Linked DNA regions of Homo sapiens: region 1 is linked to region 2. Evidence: chromatin loops called from intact Hi-C (ENCODE). Cell type or tissue: dorsolateral prefrontal cortex. All regions are shown on one strand. Links, peaks and the distances in the headings refer to the core of each region. The heading gives the core; the rest is flanking DNA.

Region 1 (5,829 bases), core at 218-5,217, 410 kb before region 2:
GGTCCCTCTGCCCACCTTCCCGATCCCTGAGCCTGGAATTAAAGATCCCTTTCCCTTCCTCACCTGCCAGAATCCTGCCTGTTCCTAAGACGCAGTTCCAGCTGGGCCTTAGCGTCCTGGCTGCCTTCCCTTGGTCTTGGCCTTGGCCTCCTTTTTTCCTTAGGCACCAGTGCCCTCTCTGTGCCCCAGTAGTCCTGGATTGGTGGAGGCAGAGCCATGGGCTTATTCCCTGTCTCTCCACACAGCCAGTGCCTAACACAGTGACAGCACACCTAGGGCAGAGGGCTTGGCTGCCTGAGCAGAAAGAAGGTATTTGAGGAGGTAGGGTCTGAATCGCCCTACTGAGCGGACATTTCCCCTCCTGACTATCTGGCTTCCTTTCCAACCTCCTTCCCTGAGTCCTGAACTCTCTTCTCCATCGCATGTCTCAGTCTCCCCTGCCTCAGAGAAGGGTGCCAGCAGATACTTAAAACTTGGGGGATCCCCCAGATGGGTAAGGCCAGTATGATAGAAATCCCCCCACAATAAAACCCCATCTTGCCTGGGCTGCCCTCCTCCTCCAGGGCTGCCTGACACCCACGTAGCCACCCCTTCCCTCTGTTAAGAATAGGGTCCGGGGACTTAGTCTCCCTTTAAACTGACTCTTGGTTGGGGTTCCGGGGCTTTTCTAAAATGCTGGGAGATAGAGGGACAGTTGCAGTTTTCTGTGCCTGGCAGGCAATTGAGGTCACAGGGTTCTGACCACACAGCCAGACTGGGAGCCAAGTAGCCTGGGTTTCAGTCTGACTCTGGCGCCACCGGGCAGGGTGACCTTGGGCTGCCTCCCTCACATTCCCCATCTTCCACAGGCAGCGTGGTCTCTGGCCTTTCTTTCCCCTTTCCAGTTTCTGCCAGGACTCCTGGACAGAGACCATGTGTGAATGGAGCCTTACTACCTTTTCAGGGCCCAGTTCAGCCCATGAGATAGGCAGAGTGGTGTGTTTGGGCACCTCTACACTGTTCCCAGTCTCCAGCCCTCTTCCAGGGAACATCTGTGAAGGCCACTTTCTTGTATCTAATATTTGGGGAGACTCCCAGCCCCACTGTTAGTTTGAATAGGAGTTTAGGGGTCAGCGTGGTGGATAAATCTGTTAGAGGGCTGATTATGTCAGCTCACTACTCAGGAACAATTACTGGTTCCCCACAGCCTCTAGGATCAAGGGCACACTCATTGCCCTGGCATCCAAAGCCATTTATGATCTTGTCCAAATCCACATCTTTACTTCAAAGATACTGGCCTCTCGCCATCCTCCGTGTGCCCTATGAGGTATTGCTTTTCTCACTTTCCTGCCTTTCTGCTTTTGCACCCACCAGCCCCTCCATCTGGAATACTTTGCCTCCAGAAATTCTTACTTAACCTTCAAAGCGGAGTTCAAATGTCACCTCCTCCAGGGAGCCTCCGTAGATTACCCCCTAGCTTCTCACCAGCAGTCCCCATACCCTGATAGAAATAAATGAACTTTTTCCATGACTTCTTTGGTACTTCATGCTACTTTTCTAGCACTTTTTCCTCATAGGCTGCTGTGTGAGGGGTATACATGGGCATGCTTACCTGTGCAATCCTCCTGATCCCCACGTTCTTGCATTTAGGGCAGGAGCCATGTCTTCTATGTGTTTGCATGGCTCTCCAGTGTTTGACACATAGCAGGTGCTCAGAAGAAATGGATGGGGTAGGAGGACAACTCTGTATTGAGGGACCCTCCCAGCATCAGTTGAAAAGGGAGCTCTGGGGTAGAGGGCAGAAGAGGGGCAGGGGAGGAGACAGGCAGAGATACCACAAAGAGAGCAAGAGGATGGAGCAGGCCCATGCCATGCCCCTTGAGTGGGCACATACAAGACCCATGTGTCTCCGGTGACATGTTATGACATGGTCTCACAGGATACAAATGTAGTGTCCAGGGTCATTCTGAATACATGGTCTCAAAACGTGTCCTCACCTCCATGATCCCCAGCCCAGCAACCTTGAGTTTCTCCTGCGGGTTGTGTCCACACCCCTACCCCATCCCCCGATCACCCAAGCCCTGAGCCCTTTTGGAGATGCAGGAGGAACACAGCAGGACAGGGTAAGCACCAGCCCTTGGGAGACCCCTTTATTGCCGGGCGTGAGGGATGATGCTTGCTTCGCCTCTCCCACACCCATCTTTCTTCTGGCCACATGCAGCCGTATTCACAACATAGCCTTGTTAATGTTTAAGACCAGTAGGTGGGGATGTGTTATAAACTTGGTGGCAGGAAATGAGCTTTATTGGAATCCATTCTGAGGACGGCTGGTGCTTCGCTGTGGGAGATAAGGCCACTGTGGAATACCAGAGCTGGACTTGGGTGTCTCCTAGGCCCTTGCCGGGGGCCTGTCTGGAACTGACAGACCCTGGACTTGAGATTGGTAGTGAGTGCTGGCGATGCTGCAGAAACTGAAACCCTGAGAGGCACCAACTCCCACCACTGGGGTCTGGCCCACCTACCTGGAGCAGGGGAGTGTGTAGTAGCGGGCAGGGTCTCACCTTGTTGCCCTGCACATAATGATGTCCAAAACACTGAAAGAGGAACCACCAAATCCAACCTCATGTGGATGAGGAAATGGACACACAGGGAAGGGACTGGCCAAGCTCACTCTGCAAGTTTGTTCTGGAATCAGAACAAGCACCAGAGCCCAAATGGGGCTGTCTGCCCCAGACTCCTCAACAGATTCCATCACCTCTACTATCCCCTCTCTCTGCAGCTTCTTCCAGTGATGGGCTTCTAGCCTCAAGCCAGCCTCTGGTTGCAAGCAGTCATGATAATCAATTACTAGTAGCATTCATTAATAAACCTTACCAAGTGCTATGAAAGAAATGTGAGGGATTCCAGACCTGACCTCCAGCTCTTTCAGTAGCTCAAAGTCCAACTGGGGGGAATGAGACAAAGGTCCAAAGTCTTGAAATTCAAAGCAGTTTGAAATCACACAGTCCTCAGGATACAGGATATCTGGGTTCAAACCCTGACTTTGTCATCAGTTTGCTGTGTAGCCACAGGAATTTCACCTACTTCTCTGGGTCTTGTTTTCTTGCTCTCCCAAATGTGAGGGGGCGGTGCCCTCCAAGCCCCCTCCCAACTCTTTTGTTCTATGATGAAGAAGCCCCTTCTTACCTCCCTCATCTTTCTCTGTCAGAGCACACGCCTCTCTCCCCAAGCACACGCCTCTCTCCCCTGATTCCTGCAGCCGATGCTAACAAGTGGAAGAATCGTATTCTTCCTCCCCGTTTCCTCCCCAGGGTCTTCCTTACTTCTTCCTTGCCCATGCTCAACACAGAATTTTAATAAGAGATTAATGAACCAGTTGTGTGTGTGTGTGTGTGTGTTTTTAGGAACATAAATTTCTTTAAAATTTTTCCTTCTCTGTCTTCTTAAATGAAAAGAAAAGTAGGCCTTCTTATCACCAATTCAGCTGGCTCTGCCATACTCCAGCAGTCCCCAAGGATGGGACAGTGTATCACAGAGCACCAACACTCAGCTAGCTACTGCACGGGTCTCTGGGGGACAAATGCACTGCCCAGAGAAAGGGGGGACTGAGACAAGTGAGCCAATGTTGCAACAAGTGGGGGGGGACAAGCAAGCCATTAGAGTGGTCTCAGCACCCACAGTCCGAGTCCAGGCATCATTATCTCCTTTCTGCTGTGTCATTTGACCCTTTCAGCTCCCCACCACCACCACTTCCCACCCACTCTCTGCCATACACACTTCCATCCCAGGCCCTGCTGGCTAGCAGACAACCCAGCAAGATGAAGTGGAAAATGGAAGCAGTTACCTAGATAATTCAATGCTTGTTGCACGAATGAATGAGTGCAAGGATGAATAATTCAATGCAAAAAAAAAAAGGGAAGTAGAAAAGATAATTGAAGAAAATCTCTTTTTGCCTAAATTATCTAGGACATTACCTGCCCTCAAAAAGTTCTGCTTTTTATCAAACTGTAATCCTTCCTGCTGCATTCTCACCCACACTTTTTTTGGCCTGTGAGAATGAGCAGCTGGTTATTCTCTTCTCTTACATGACTTTTTTTGTTCAGTTCAAACTGACGGCAGTGGGCAGGATGTGTGCTTGCTGGCAGAACTTCTCAGATTTTCTGTTTCCCTGGGCCTATCTTTCACGACCACTGGAGCTGGAGAATGAGGTTACCAGGATGGATAGGATGACTCCTAAAATGGTCCAGGTTCTCAGCAGCATCTCCATCCAAGAATTCCCAGAACTGAACATCAGACCCCACGGGGCCCTGGCCCTGAGAGAACAGGCAGCTAGGATACCCCACCTTACTCCTAAACCCCTCCCCAGGAACACAGCCCTGGAGCTGGCCAACCCTTAAACAGAATTAGTCACAGTCACAGAGCGGCAACCTCTCTCTTTTTCTGAAGAAGAAAAGCTGTGGCAGTGGGGGGGAATGGTTCTTGCACTTGGGGAGCACCCAGTATAACAAGGGAGGCAAATTTCCATCTTCAGAGAGGCCCCAATAAGATGAGGGAGGCACAGCTCCAGATCTCAGGGGTAGCCTTTATTCCTTGCGTGGTGAGGGTCTGATAGTGACTGATGACCACTTTGCCCAGAGACTGAGGACCCCACAACCTTCTCAGCCCCTCCTGGTCTCTCCTTCCCTACCTCAGCCCCCAGGGTTTTGGGGGAGCCTGGCTCTGGTCCAGAAGCCAGTGTATTTTTAGTAGCTTGGTACAGGTGATGCAGCGGCCTTGTCATGGTGGAAGAATGGTGTTGGTGGGAGGTAGGAGCACAGGTGCACACTCATGTGCACACCCACTCAGTCACGGCCACACACTGCTAAGCTTGAGCATTCTAACTCTTCTGCAGTTCAGATCCATGATGGCTTTGTTTGTCACATTGGCTGCTATGTGAAGGCAGCACTGTGATCCCCTTTTTATGCAAGGCAAAGCTGAGGCTCAACAGAGTCCTGGCTGCACTGGCTTTTGAAGTCATGACCCTGCCTTCGGAGGTCTTCTTGCCATACCTCTCTGTCTCCTGCCAACAGAATCAGCACAGATGCAGGCAGCCAGCCATGCGGGCCCTTATACCTGAGTGAGTCCTGCCGGGTGCTGTCAGGGCCCACTGACCCTCCAGTTTCCTCTGAGCCTTTCTCTTCCCTTGCCCTCCATGCTTCTTTCAGTCCCTCGAATAAGTCATGCTCTTTTGCATGTCACAGTCTTTGTGCATGCTGTTCCCTCTGACCAGAACACTCACACTCTTCCACTCCATTGCCTACTCAGCTGTCAGGGCAGAGCATATCCACCACTTCTTCCTGGAAGCCCATCCCTATTCTAAGAACAAGGACCCACTACCCACTGCAACTCATTGCAGATTTGCCGTGGTTTTAATTCTGCATTGCCTGGCTTCCTGCTGGCCAAAAGCTCAAATAGACCTGGAACGTGTGTGATCTTTTCTCTGCCTCTGTATTCCCAGAGTCTGTCTGGGAGGTGATGTCTGGAATAAACTAGGCAACTGATGACTTGTCAAATGAATCAATGAATGAATCATTGTGCACATACAGGCACACAGAGACGTTGTCACTCAACAAGTATTCAGTTAGCGCTTACTACGTGCCAAGCACTGTTCTAGGCATTTGGTTGTAGTCAGCGCACACAACAAAAATCCCTGCATTCATGGTGGGTATGTTTGTCAGAGGAGGGATGCACAATATACATTCTTATGTATATTGTGGGTGGGGAAGGCAGACAGTAAATAATAAATTCATTGAATAAGTGAATTATATATGTTCAAAGGCAACGAGTGGTTTTTGTTGTTTTGCTGTTGTT
Region 2 (5,829 bases), core at 419-5,418:
CCTTTCCTTAATTTTCCCTTACCCAGTATTCACTCATCCTTTGCCTCTCCTGTGATTTGGGTTCTTAAAGGGCTAGGTTAGGGATTGAAGGGGAATGGCATGGATGTGCTGGCCTTTCCTGTTCCTGCTCTAAGCATCCTGGGTAGTGATGGCTGTGGGTTCAGGGCTCCCACTCAGAGAAGACACTGCTCAAGTTTCCTTGCTGCACCTGAGGGAGTTCATTTCTACCTTTCTGGTTTCAAGTAGTCTGTTCTCCCCTAATCCAGTCCCCAGCCTGATAGTCACACATCTTCTGCAGTAGGCACTAATCTCTGCCCACCTACCCTCCTCCTCCTCCCCCGACAGGTTTAATCTGTTTCTTCCATTTTCCTCAAAAATTGTACCTTCTCTACAGCCCATAGAAAGTGACCCAGCATGGGTTGACCTCTTCCTGGGCCCGGACAGAAGTACTGAAACAGATGGCCTCTCCCTCTTGTCCAGGTGGCTCGCAAGGCCTAGCTATATGTTTTGCACATTAGCTGGGCCTTCCACATGTTGTTCTATATCCTGTCTGGGCCCGGGCTTTGCCCTCCATGGCATGGTTTGAGGTCCCTGCTGCCATGTCATCCCTCACCAAAGCTCCCCTTCTGCTTTCAGGTGGCCCACTTTAAGGACTACATTCCCCAGGCTTTTCCTGGGGGCCACAGCATGATCTTGGATTCTGAAGTGCTTCTGATTGACAACAAGACAGGCAAACCACTGCCCTTTGGGACTCTGGGAGTACACAAGGTACTAGCTCAGGGCCATATGTGCAAGAATGAATGAGTGTGAGTGAGTATGTACATGTGGGTGCACGCTGCGGTCTGAAAAGGGAGGAAATATCCCTTAGTGTGGCCCTTATTCTTCGCTTCTGACCTGTTTCTGGTTTGGATTTTTGTCTTTTGTTTTTCTCCTAAAAAGGGGCTGGTATTGGGAACCAGTTTATAACTGGGTTGGTTTCCATTTAGCACTATCTGCTCAGTGCCCTTATGGCCCAGGGGCTTCAGAGCAGAAATAGTACTTTTTCATCCGGTGCCTCAGGGGGCCTCCAGAAGTGGACTGGTACTCCTTATTTTTTCACACTGACTTTTGTCCTATGTGTACCTACTACCTCATTTTCCCTTACAGAAAGCAGCCTTCCAGGATGCTAATGTCTGCCTGTTTGTTTTTGATTGTATCTACTTTAATGATGTCAGCTTGATGGACAGGTGAGTTGGCTAGCATCTTTAAACCCAGAAACTGCCAGGAATCTGTTTTCATTTCCTGGGTGAGGAAGATGGGGGCTTCAGGTTGGAAAGGAGGGTACAGGGAACCAGCTGGCACATACGTTTGTGCTCAGGAGCTTGCCAAAGGCAATGGCAAGAGGGAGCTGAGAGGAAGCACAATTGCTACATGATCAGTTCCCCATTCAGTGTAAGAAAGAGCCCATGTGTTGACTCCATCTCTTCTCTGAGAGCTTAAGTCACAGAAGAAACCCAAACCCCCAAAGAAGTTTCTCTACTAAAGCAAAATGGACTATTGCAGAGAAATAGACTGTGAGCATATGGGGTTTCAGTTTATTTCTCCAATGGCACCCCTAGGGGCTCCAGTGGCACCCCTGGGGGCATAAGGCAGATGGTTTTCAGCTCAGAGGTTTTGATTTCAGAAGAGACTGACAACAGGAAGCTCCGGATTATAGGGGAGGCCATGGGTGGGACCATCTTGGAGAGAATTAGCAGTCTTGACTTAGCTGCATCCATATGCTTGTGCCTGAGAAACCAGTATCAGCCCTTTCCTCACTTAGAAATGTATCTCTACCCCTGTTCCTCCTGCAACAGCCACATCCTTGATTGGGGAAGGAGAAGGAAGTAGAGAGGGAAGGAATTGGTGGGGGTAGGATTTGGGGTTTGGGTCCCAAGGCCTGTCTCAGCCTGCCTACCCCGGGGTTGGCCTTGGGATCGGGGCAAAGCAGGGTGCAGGGGATAAAAAATGAGAGTTGGAGTCGTATTTCAAGTGGGACCAGAATTTATACAATCTGGGCTACAGGCCAGTTCTCCCTTGGCTCGCTTGATGAAGTAGAACTAGGAACTACAACTATGAACTGGCTCTATGCCACAGCTCACAATTTTCCATCTTCGGTCACGATGGAGCCCTTGTAGCCCTTGACAGCAGAACTGTTACACATGAGGTCTTTGATCCATGGCAAACCCTTTCTTGAAGTAGCAGTTTTATCATTGTGGCCCTTCCTTCCTCAGAATTCCTAATAAGGGAGGGAGGATCCCGGCCTAACCTCAGCTCTCCTGTTCTCCTCAGACCTCTGTGTGAGCGGCGGAAGTTTCTTCATGACAACATGGTTGAAATTCCAAACCGGATCATGTTCTCAGAAATGAAGCGAGTCACAGTAAGTGAAGACCCTATGCTAGGCAGTGTCCTAGAAGTTTGAAAGCAGGGCAGAGAACTCCTTGGGTCAACTGCGACTGGAAGAATAAATCTTAATGTCTTATGGAGCCTCCTGATAATGTTGGCCTTTGACTATTGCATATGTTGCCTGCTAGTCTTCACCCAGAAGGGTAGGGCATGGAAATCCTTCCTAGGTAAGCCTCCTGTGTTTCAAAGCCACAGCAGCCCTCTGTTTGGGATGAGAAGCAACCTGCTTTCTAACCCTTTGTCCCTTATATTTCAAGTAAGGGTGTTTCCAGTGGACACTTAACTAGTGTGTGAAAAGGAACAACCCCCACTCACTCACCACCTTCTCCACTCTCACACCAACTTCAGCATCTCTCTTGTCCCTCAGAAAGCTTTGGACTTGGCTGACATGATAACCCGGGTGATCCAGGAGGGATTGGAGGGGCTGGTGCTGAAGGATGTGAAGGTAAAGTGGCCTCGCTTGGCTTCTCCTGTCGACTCACTCGCAGCCCTCTCCCCTGAGCCTTTCCAGCCCTGACCAGGAGATGGCGGTGGCAGCCTGCAGTGGTTGGGGTGGCTGCTGGGGAAGTGTGGGCAGATGTGTCCTGGATCTGGAGGACTGCTTTGTGTGTCTCCTATAGTGCCTGGAGCCTGAGGGCTCTTACCCTGAGGGAGGGGCACTGGGCTAGATCTGGTGTGTAGCAGTGAAGGGGTGAACCCATCCTCATGGAGTTGCCTTTCTATTCTGTGGTCTCTCTTTTGCTTCCCTTCAGGGTACATATGAGCCTGGGAAGCGGCACTGGCTGAAAGTGAAGAAAGACTATTTGAACGAGGGGGCCATGGCCGACACAGCTGACCTGGTGGTCCTTGGAGCCTTCTATGGGCAAGGGAGCAAAGGTCAGGGTGGCCTCTGCCCCCTGGGGTGGTACTGTTTTAGAAGGTACCGCTTGAGGTACAGGCTGGCCTTGTTACTGGCTTGATCTGCCAGCATGGCCAGTTATGACTTCCGAAGTCCTAGGATCTAGGGCCCCAAGCTGGCCTGAGTCACCTCAGGCAGAGCTGCTTACTCGGTTAGGGAGAAGTCAGAATAGAGTACCCTATGCTAGCCTAGCAGAAGGACGCTTACCACCAATTATTTCGTCAGGGCCTGACAGCTTTCTCCTCAGGCAAAATCTCTTTCCTGACTGGAAAGGAAGCTGGAGTCTGAGGAACTAATACTTTTAAGCAATCTATCATGTGTCCAACACAGTTCAATGCCCCAGAGCCCAACAGGTTGGGTGTGATTATCCCTCATTTACAGAAGAGGAAATTGGGGCTTATAAAGGTTAAAATTACACAGTTAGTAAGAGGTAGCTCCAAGAGGTAAACTCTGGCACTCTGACGGCCAGGACCCAAGGTCCTCTCCCTGGCCCTGGGCTCTTGGGACTGGCAGAGATGGCTCCTCCAACCCACACTCATCTCACACTCCCCTCCCAGGCGGCATGATGTCAATCTTCCTCATGGGCTGCTACGACCCTGGCAGCCAGAAGTGGTGCACAGTCACCAAGTGTGCAGGAGGCCATGATGATGCCACGCTTGCCCGCCTGCAGAATGAACTAGACATGGTGAAGATCAGCAAGGTGAGGAAGGGACCTGGTTGGCCATGGCCTCTGGACTGGCCGCCATCACTGAGACAGAGGCTGTGCTTTGGGGACTACAGGTATTTCTGTCTCCCCAGAAAGAAGGGTTGCAGCTTGCTCAGGGGAGCAGGATTAGGCCTTATAATCTCTGAATGCCTTCTTGTGGAAAATGGCTTGCATGCCTCTAGGTCATACCCACTCTGGGCTGGGAGGATCACATGGCTCAAACATCAGCTGTTTAAGTGGCTTCTTATAATCTCATTACCAAGAGAAGGGATTTAAGCCTTGTTCCAGGTTGGGAACAGCCCAAAGTAGCATCTTTTCTCCTCTAGGACCCCAGCAAAATACCCAGCTGGTTGAAGGTCAACAAGATCTACTATCCTGACTTCATCGTCCCAGACCCAAAGGTATCAACCCAGTGGCTTGGGGGCCTCCAGCTCATAGAATTAGCTTGCAGGTTCTCTAGTGCCATAGAGAATCCATCTCACCTCGCTGAAAGTCCACCCAGGGATAGGGGTCTGGATTTCCAGCTGAGTGATAGGCACAGGGACAACCAGACAACTCTGAGGAATTTTGAATAGAATTCTTTCTGCAATACAATTGCTTTAAAAAAAGAGAGAGAAGAAGAGAGTACCTATCCCCTCAGCACAAAGGGTGTGTTCTAGAAGTAATCTGGCCCAATCCCTTCTTGTACCGACCAAGAAAGAGATCTAGAGAACAAACAGGACTTCCCTAAGGTTATTCAGCAACAGCAGCAGCAGAACTAGGACCCAAGTTTCCCAGCTGTTAGCCAAAGCTTTTTTGGTTTTTGTTTTGTTTTGTTTTTGAGACGGAGTTTCACTCTTGTTGCCCAGGCTGGAGTGCAATAGCGGGATCTCAGCTCACCACAACCTCCGCCTCCCGGGTTCAAGTGATTCTCCTGCTTCAGCCTCCCAGGTAGCTGGGATTACAGGCATGTGCCACCGTGGCCAGCTAATTTTGTATTTTTAGTAGAGATGTGGTTTCTCCATGTTGGTCAGGCTGGTCTTGAACTCTTGACCTCAGGTGACCTGCCCGCCTCAGTCTCCCAGGGTGCTGGGATTACAGGCGTGAGCCACTGCACCCAGCCGCCTTTTTGGTTTTAATTGTTCTGTATTGCTTCTAGCTGGTTGGGAGATACTTTTTTTTTTTTTTTTTTTTTTTTTGAGACAGGGTCTCACTCTGTTGTCCAGGCTGGAGTGCAGTGGCATGATCTCATCTCACTGCAGCCTCCGCCTCCTGGGTTCAAGCAGTTCTCTCACCTCAGTCTCCCAAGTAGCTGGGATTACAGGGGTGCCACCACCCCCAGCTAATTTTTGCATTTTTAGTAGAGATAGGGTTTTACCATGTTGGCCAGGCTGGTCTCAAACTCCTGACCTCAGGTGATCCACCTGCCTTGGCCTCCCAAAGTGCTGGGATTACAGATGCAAGCCACCGCGCCTGGCCAATACTTGCTTCTCCCTTTTTTTGAGACAGTCTCGTTCTGGAGAGCAGTGGCATGATCTCAGCTCACTGCAACCTCTGCCTCCTGGGTTCAAGCGATTCTCATACCTCAGCCTTCTGAGTAGCTGGGACTACAGGCGTGCACCACCGTGCCTGGCTAATTTTTGTTATTTTTTGTAGAGACGGGGTTGCGTCATGTTGGCCAGGCTGGTCTCAAACTCCTGACCTCAAGTAATCTGCCCACCTCAGCCTTCCTAAGTGCTGGGATTACAGGCTTGAGCCACCACGCCCGGCCACTGATACTATCTTCTTAACCAGTGATGACCTGCTGGCTTACTCCTGACAG

The links. A loop is a pair of places that touch in the nucleus more often than their neighbours do. Peaks named below come from ENCODE experiments on the same cell type or tissue, not always from the same donor. Only the 100,000 strongest peaks of a DNase experiment are listed, where the experiment ranks them.
Region 1: a loop joins it to region 2, with 2.4 times the contacts of the local background. A loop is called at or near these places in 4 of 110 quality-filtered maps.

What each region holds. Positions count from the first base shown.
Region 1 is chr17:34,582,926-34,588,754 of GRCh38, forward strand. The region is part of intron 1 of TMEM132E (transmembrane protein 132E); the gene reads left to right. Among named protein-coding and RNA genes, the nearest start is that of TMEM132E, 6.3 kb to the left of the region's middle. In dorsolateral prefrontal cortex, for the core only: a CTCF peak has its summit at 2,273 (motif pointing right); no DNase peak of the experiment used is centred there; H3K27ac peaks cover 498 bases.
Region 2 is chr17:34,995,428-35,001,256 of GRCh38, forward strand. It overlaps LIG3 (DNA ligase 3), which reads left to right. Exons shown (of 20, transcript NM_013975.4): 10 at 637-768; 11 at 1,147-1,226; 12 at 2,311-2,398; 13 at 2,792-2,869; 14 at 3,177-3,300; 15 at 3,880-4,022; 16 at 4,355-4,429. Among named protein-coding and RNA genes, the nearest start is that of LIG3, 18 kb to the left of the region's middle. In dorsolateral prefrontal cortex, for the core only: CTCF peaks have their summits at 2,943 (motif pointing right) and 3,146; a DNase peak (open chromatin) is centred at 2,964; H3K27ac peaks cover 4,222 bases.